2 separate regions of the Homo sapiens genome follow, and region 2 is linked to region 1. A link is an interaction called in ENCODE POLR2A ChIA-PET data of the cell type or tissue named here. Cell type or tissue: GM12878. All regions are shown on one strand. Region 1 has its middle 99 kb from the start of PTPRZ1. Region 2 has its middle 210 kb from the start of PTPRZ1.

What was found. Peaks named below come from ENCODE experiments on the same cell type or tissue, not always from the same donor. Only the 100,000 strongest peaks of a DNase experiment are listed, where the experiment ranks them.
Region 2: POLR2A ChIA-PET joins it to region 1 with 8 read pairs; 2 of 35 experiments call an interaction of 5 or more read pairs at or near these places.

The regions. Positions count from the first base shown.
Region 1 is chr7:121,772,486-121,776,485 of GRCh38, forward strand. No RefSeq gene overlaps it. Among named protein-coding and RNA genes, the nearest start is that of PTPRZ1, 99 kb to the right of the region's middle. In GM12878, no CTCF peak of the experiment used is centred here; a DNase peak (open chromatin) is centred at 2,290.
Region 2 is chr7:121,659,125-121,663,124 of GRCh38, forward strand. No RefSeq gene overlaps it. Among named protein-coding and RNA genes, the nearest start is that of PTPRZ1, 210 kb to the right of the region's middle. In GM12878, no CTCF peak of the experiment used is centred here; no DNase peak of the experiment used is centred here.

The DNA.
Region 1 (4,000 bases):
GTCATAATGAGCAGGATTGGAGGATACCCTGAGAGATTCTCAGGGGCCATCAAGTGCAATGGGAACACTCTAAGACACAAATGGATAGATAATGAGCAGTTAGTGGCACTGAACCAGTCTGAATAACAACCCTAAGCTCACTTAGTTTTTAGTAAAAATTAGGTGTACACTTGAGGAGACAATGAGTATACTATTTGGTAGGCAATGTGGTAGAAGAGGCATCATCAGAGGAACACCAGCAGGAAAGACCTTAATATCAAAAATATAGTCAGTGGGTAAAGTCCCACAGCTCTCTACAATCCTGCTACCACAGCTGAGCTCTTGAAAATTGGACTAGGGTTCCATATTCTTGCCAGAAGCCTTGAGTAAGACTAATTCTTCCCAAGGAATGATGGTATTTGCATATTCTTGGACAGGACAGATCCCAGGGAAAAGGAAGTACAGAAGTGTGACAATCTCATTTCTATATCCACATCTTCTCCACACTTGATGGCTCCCTCCCTCATTGTATGGATGTGGCCTTATATTTAGTGCTTCATGTCCTCCTCAGAATAGCCCTTCCAGAGCCTTCAAAGAGGACCAGAGGAAAGAGACATTTGAAATCCCTGAAGTGATGTTGTGGATGTCATCATTTATAATATGTCTTACTGATTGGGAGATGTTAACATTAATTAAAACCTTATCGTTCCTTTGCAATGGGCAGTAATTGGTAGTCACAAGTGTCATGGTTTGCCTCTATGGGGTGCGTGAAAAACAGCTGCATTTTGATTATAGTAGTAAGTATTGCATCTTCATTAATTCACCAACCATATGGATATTTGAAGTGTTCCTGTCTGGTGATGCCAGCTCATGTCACTGTCAGTGAGGAAGAAAATCCTAATTGATTTGTTTCACTTTCTCACAATCAATTAACAAAATCAACTTTAATGTAAGCTACCAAATTTCATAAGTTGAAGTATGTAAGAAAGAACTGAAACAAAAAGGGTAGGTTTCTATAGACTGTTGTTCTGATGAAATCTAATTCTCCCCATGGGTTGCTGTGGATTCAGTGTTCTTTATCAGGGTGGTCAGAGCAATGTCTTGCCCTATAGAGTCTTCTTAAATTTACCTGTCTTATACCATGCCTGTAAGGCCAAGTGAGTATATATGTATAGTACGTGAATATATATTATTTTATATGTGTAGATGAACATGTTAGTATGGATATTTATGTACCACATGTGACAGGAGAATTATTTAAAATTTCTAAAACTTCCAGATCTTCTGAAAAGAATGATCTTCAAGGACAAAACTTTGTCAAGTTTGGTGATGAGTATGAAAATGAAATTTAAAGGAGAAAAAAGAAAACTGAAGTTTACTTTTTTTGAGTTTCACTCTGTTGCCAAGGCCGGAGTGCAGTGGCACCATCTTGGATCACTGCAACCTTCACCTCCCGGGTTCCAGGCAATTCTCCTGCCTCAGGCTCCCAAGTAGCTGGGATTACAGGTGCACGCCACCATGCCTGACTAATTTTTATATTTTCAGTAGAGATGAGGTTTCACCATGTTGGCCAGGCTGGTCTCAAACTCCTGGCCTCATGTGATCTGCTCGCTTTGGCCAAATTTCACTTTATAAGAAAAGCCACATGCTAGGAGTGGAGATGTGAAGGCGAGGCTAAGGAAAGAAAAAAGTTGGAGCTGATATGGCTAGAAAAACCAACAGAAGAGGGTTAATGTGACTGATATCCGAATACAATTCTTGGGAAAGATAAGTTTGATAGCACAATAGGGTGGCTATAGTTAACAATAATTTATTGTACATTTCAGAATAATTACAGGAGTGGATTTGGAGTACTCCTAACACAAATGATAAATATGTGAGGTGAGGGATATCCCAATTACTCTGATTTGATGATTACACATTGTACCTCATAAATATATACAACTGTTATGTATCCATAAAAATTAAAAATTTTAAAAAGAGATGCCCCTTGGAGATCATACCATCACCCTAAGCCTCCCATCAAAATAGTTTTTCCAACATATGCAGAACTCTCCCTATGAAGAATTCTGACAAATGAGCTTTTAAGACAGGTTTTAGGAAACACTGGCACGAATATAATTGCATACCTTTCACTAAAAGGAGAATAGGAATATGATGTGCTAGGAATATTTTTTGATCTTCGAATAGGACTATTTCTTGATCTTAGTAATGATTTACTGATGTGCCAGCACTCTGCAAGATAGTAAACATCTCTTTGAGCTCAGTGATATAAGCTCTGTTGCACAGATGAGGAACTGAGACTAAGAAAGTTTAACTGAATGTGTCCGATATTACACAGCTAATAAGCATAGGAGCTAAGATTTGAATTCAGGTCTCTCTGACTCCAGAACTAATGTTCTTAAGTCTAGTGCTACACTATTTCTGCTTAACTACATTGTGTGTGAAGTAACCTCCTGTCCTTAAGTCTATTGGACCATATTCACCTGAGTTATACAACTTTATGGCAAAATATGAACTATTTCCCATTTGGACTTTGGCTACATTTCCTTAGTATGAAGTAAGAGAAAATCTTGGAAATACTTCATAGACATCTATCAAATCTCTGAGCTTTCTTTTTTTTCAGAAATTGGAAACATAAACTATTTTAGTGCCTATTATGGAGTGCCCCTATTCAAACTAACATCCCCTCTAACCCACTCAGAAGAATATTCTAAATTATAGCATTTAGTCTTTGGATAGGTATGTGCAGGACTACACAGGTATATATCCAAGATGAGTGCAGTTAAAGGTTTCATCACTCAAATGTCCAGTCCTATAAGCTTGAAATAATAACAAAATAGCCTTTTGAAATGAAAGCTTCAGAAATAGGTACATTAAAACTAAGTGTATAGCCATTATTTGTAAATGGCAAAATGAACCCTATTAAGGGGTTCTGTTTCTAAAATCACAAAATCGAGCTCTGATGCCCTGTGAATATGACAGCAAATAATACATTCTATATCCACGGTTGACTCATCATCTTGCCATGTCAGTAGGCTAAATGGAAGGAAATCATCTGGCTTTTTATTATAACTGTCATTGAGATTATTGCTCCTTTTCCATATTTAACCATCTTCACTTTCCTTCTATTTCAACGGTCCTCAAATTTTAATGTTAAAATATTAACCTGCAGAATCCCATCACAGCCCCCAAATATTCTGATTCCATATGAAAACCTGATAACCTTTTTAAAATTAAAAGCTGAGATGAATATTGTGTAGATTATCTTTTTTACATACTTGGAGAGATCATTTCTCATGTAATTATTAGAATAATTTTTACTTATTTTGTATTTTTGGTGAAAAATAAGTAGTTTATTTCCAAAAATTATCCAACAAATAGTGAGCATCTGCTCAAATTGTAGAAAATTTTGACAATATAGAACAATTTAAAAATTTTGTTACTTATTGATAGTCTTTGTTAACTCCTTGATAAATATGATTCTAGAGCTTTCATTTATAAATTTATGACTTTTATATATTCTACATTTACATTGTATTCTATATTCTACCACTTGTATATTCTTTTAAGTTGTTTCCATTTTTATATGTCAACTGTTCATTTTTTATTTCTTCTCTCTGTGTGTCTTAAATTGGGTAATTTCTATGCTTAATCTTAGACAAAAGGCTGAGAAGCAATTGGATAATTTCTATTGCTGTCTTTTAAGCTTATTCCATTTACATCATAAGTGCTTAAATATAGAAGATACATCATGCAGTAGGCCAGGCATGATGGCTCACGCCTGTAATCCCAGCAGTTTGGGAGGCCGAGGTGGGCGGATCACCTGAGGTCAGGAGTTCAAGACCAGCCTGACCAACATGGAGAGTCTCTACTAAAAATACAAAATTAGCCGAGGTAGTGGTGCATGTCTGCAATCCCAGCTACTCCGGAGGCTGAGGCAGGAGAATCGCTTGAACCTGGGAGGCGGAAGTTGCAGTGAGCCAAGATTGCACCATTGCACTCCAGCCTGGGCAACAAG
Region 2 (4,000 bases), 110 kb before region 1:
TATTTACATTAGGGCTCACTCTTGGTATTGGTGTTGTACATTTTATGAGCATGAACAAATATATAATGACATGTATCCACCATTATATAATCATGCAGAACATTTTCACTGCCCCAAGAATACTCTGTGTTTCACCTATTAGCCCCTTCCTCCTCTTGTAGCCCCCAGAAACTATTGATCTTTATACTGCCTAGGTAGTTTTGACTTCTACAAAATGTCATATAGTTGGAATCATACAATATGTAGCCTTTTCAGATTGGCTCCTTTTACTTAGTAATATGCATTTAAATTTCCATTATTTTCATGAGTTAATAGGTCACTTCTTTTTAGTACTGAATAATGTTCAATTGTGTGGATGCAATGCAATTTATTTGCCCATTCACCTACTGAAGGTTTCTTCCAAGTTTTGGCAGTTATAGATTAAGGTGCTATAAACAACCCTGTACAGGTTTTTGCATGGGCATGTTTTCAACTCCTTTGGGTAAATACCAAGGAGTGCTATTGCTAGATCATATTATAAAAGTGGGTTTAGCTTTGCAAAAGCTGACAAACTGTATTCCAAAGTAGCTGTACAATTTTGCATTCCCACAATCAATGAATGACAGTTTCTGTTGCTTCATGTTTTTTTGTCAGCATTTGGTGTTGTCAGTGTTCTGAATTTTGGCCTTTCTAGTACTGGAGGTGTATAGTGACATCTCACTGTTGTTTTAACTTGCATTTCCCTGCTGATATATGACATGGAGCATCTTTTCGTATGTGTCTCTGTGCATCTTCTTTGGTGAAGTACCTGTTAAGGTCCCTGGCCTCCTTTTTAATTAGGTTGTTTGTTTCCTTATTGTTGAGTTTTAAGAATTCTTTGTATATTTTGCATAATAGTCATTGATTGTCTTTTGGAAGTATTTTCTTCCATTTTGTGACTTCTTTTTTATTTTCTTGACACTATATGTCTCAGAGCAGAAAATTTTAATTTCAAAGAACTTCAGCTTATCAATTGTTTCTTTCGTGAATCTTGCCTTTGCTATTGTATCTAAAAAAGCCATCACCAAATCTATATCTACATTTTTCTCCTGTTATCTTATAGGATTTTTAGAGTTTTGCATTTTATATTTAAGTCTTTGAGTTAATTTTTGTAAAGGATGAAAAGGTCTGTGTCTATATTCTTTTTTTTTTTTTACATGTGGACATGCACTTGTTCCAGCACCATTCATTGAAAAGATTATCTTTGCTTCATTATATTTCTTTTTCTCTTTCATCAAAGATCAATTGGCTGTATTTATGTGGATCTACCTCTGAGTTCTCCATTTTAATCCATTGATTGATTTTTCTATTCTTTCACCAATACCACAATGTCCCACTATATGTAGTTTTATAGTAAATCTCGAGGTAAGGCAGCGTCAGTCACCAATGTTGTTCTTCAATATTGTGTTGAATATTCTGGGTTTTAGCTTCTCTGTATAAACTTTAAAATCAGTTTGTCAATATCCAAATATATATATTCTGGGATTTTGATTGGAACTGCATTCTATCTATAGATCGAGCTGGGAAAAGCTGACGTCTTGACAGTACTCATATTAAGCCTTTCTATTCACAAACATGGAATATCTCTCCATTTATTTAATTTTTTGATTTCTTTCATCAGTTTTATAGTTTTTCTCATATAAACCTTATACATATGTTGTTAGATTTATGCCTAAATATTTTATTTTCTTGGATACTAATGTAAATGGTAGCATGTTCTTAATTTTAAATTCTACTTGTTCAATGCTATCATATAGAGAAGAATCAACTTTTTTTTTTTTTTTTTTTTTTTTGACAGAGTCTTGCTCTGTCACCCAGGCTGGAGTGCAGTGGCATAGTGCACTGGAGTGCACTGGAGTGCAGTGATCTCGGCTCACTGCAACCTCCGCCTCCAGGGTTCAAACGATTCTCCTGCCTCAGCCTCCCATGTAGCTGGGATTACAGGCACATGCCACCATGCCCGGCTAAGTTTTGTATTTTTAGTAAAGACCGGGTTTCGCCATGTTGGCCAGGCTGGTCTTGAACTCCTGACCTCAGGTGATCCACCCACCTCGGCCTCCTAAAGTGCTGGGATTACAGGTGTGAACCACTGCACCTGGCCGCAGTTGACTTTTATATATTAATCTTGTATCCTGTAACCTTGCTAGATTCACTTATTAGTTCCAGGAGGTTTTGTAGTTGTTGATTCCTTTGGATTTTCTACATAAATAATCATGTCATCAGTGAACAAAGTTTTACTTTTTCCTTCCCAATCAATATACCTTTTCTTTTCTTTTTTTTTTTGTTTGTTGCAGTAGGTAGAGTTTCCTTCACTTTTAAAGGATAATTTCACCAGGTACAAAATTCTACGTTGTTGCTTTTTTCTCTTAACACTTTATTTCACTCCATTCTCATCTTACTTGAATGATTTCTGAGAAGCAAGGTGTCATTTTTAGCTGTGATTCTGTATAGGTAAGGTGTTTTTTCCCCTCTGGCTTCTTTCAGGATTTTTCCTTTACCTTTGATTTTCTGTAATTTGAATATGATATGTCTGGGTGTAGGTTTTTTTGACATTTATTCTCCTTGGTGTTCTATGTACTTTCTGTATCTATGGATTGATATCTGACATTAATTTGGGGGAAATTCTCAGTTGTTATTGTTTCAAGTATTTCTTCTGTTCCTTTCTTCTAATTTTGGTATTCCCATTAAACATGTGTTATACCATTTGTTGTTGTCCCACAGTTCTGGGATATTCTGTTCTTTTTTCTTTTTCAGTCTTTTGCTCTTTGTTTTTCAGTTTTGGAGGTTTCTATTGAGACATCCTCAAACACAGAGATTCTTTCTTCTACTGTGTCTAATCTACTAATAAGCCCATCAAAAGTATTCATTTCTGTTACAGTACTTTTTTTTAAAATCTCTAGCATTTCTTTTTGGTTATTTCTTTGAATTTCTATCTCTGCATACGTTGCCCATCTGGTTCTTGCATTCTGTCTACTTTATTCATTAGAACCCTTAGTATATTAATCATTGTTGTTTTAAATTCCCTGTGTGATAATTACAACATTTTTGCATATACGAATCTTGTTCTGAAACTTGCTCTGTCTCCTCACACTGGGTTTTTCTGTTCTGTAGGTTTTTGCTTGTTTGTTTGTTTTAGGGCAGACCTTGTTGAGAAGAACAGAATGCTCTGGCATATTTCAAACTACTCCTTTTCTCCTCTCCATTTCAGAAGCATGATGGAATCTTTTTTTCTCATATATGTTCTGAGAATTAAGTTGAACCCCTGGAGGCAAAACTTACAAATTTGTTGGGGCCCTTCTATGATAGTCTCCCTGTAGTTTTTAATTCCCAGAGTTATCCACATTGAGTCCCCAGCAATTTTCTATTACAATTTAGGCTTCCCAAACCCAGCACTGAATCCCATGAAGATTGTTGCTTGTGGTTTTCTGCTGTGGTAAATTTTCATTCTCATATTTGACTATCTCTCTCTTCAACTTTTGGGGCAGCAATTTTCTCTGCATCCTCACTTCTCTTACAGATCTTTGATTTTTCAATTTGTCCAGCATTTTACTTGGTAGGATAGAGTGGCAGGTTCTGAGCTGCTTGCTGCTGGGCTGAAACCAGAAATACTTTCAAGTAGGTTCGCTTTAAGTAGTTTGAAGGCGAATTTGTTGGCCCAGTCAACCAAGCAGGTTAGGTTATAAGCACTATAATCTAATTTTCTCCACATTTTCTAAGTTCAGTCTACTTCATAGTATTCAGTTCATCTTTCCAGCCAGTGTCATATATGTTGTATTTCAAAGAGTATTTTTGGCATTACTCGATCTCATTATACCAGGATCTTAAAGTAAAACTTAGGTCATTTATCCCACTAAATACCACATATTTTTGTGTTAATGCCGATAGGATATCCAGTCATTTCATTAAAGGGTAAAAGGGACTTTGGGAAAATATATTTGAGGCTAAATGTATAAACCTAATTGTCTTATAAAAGCTTTTATAT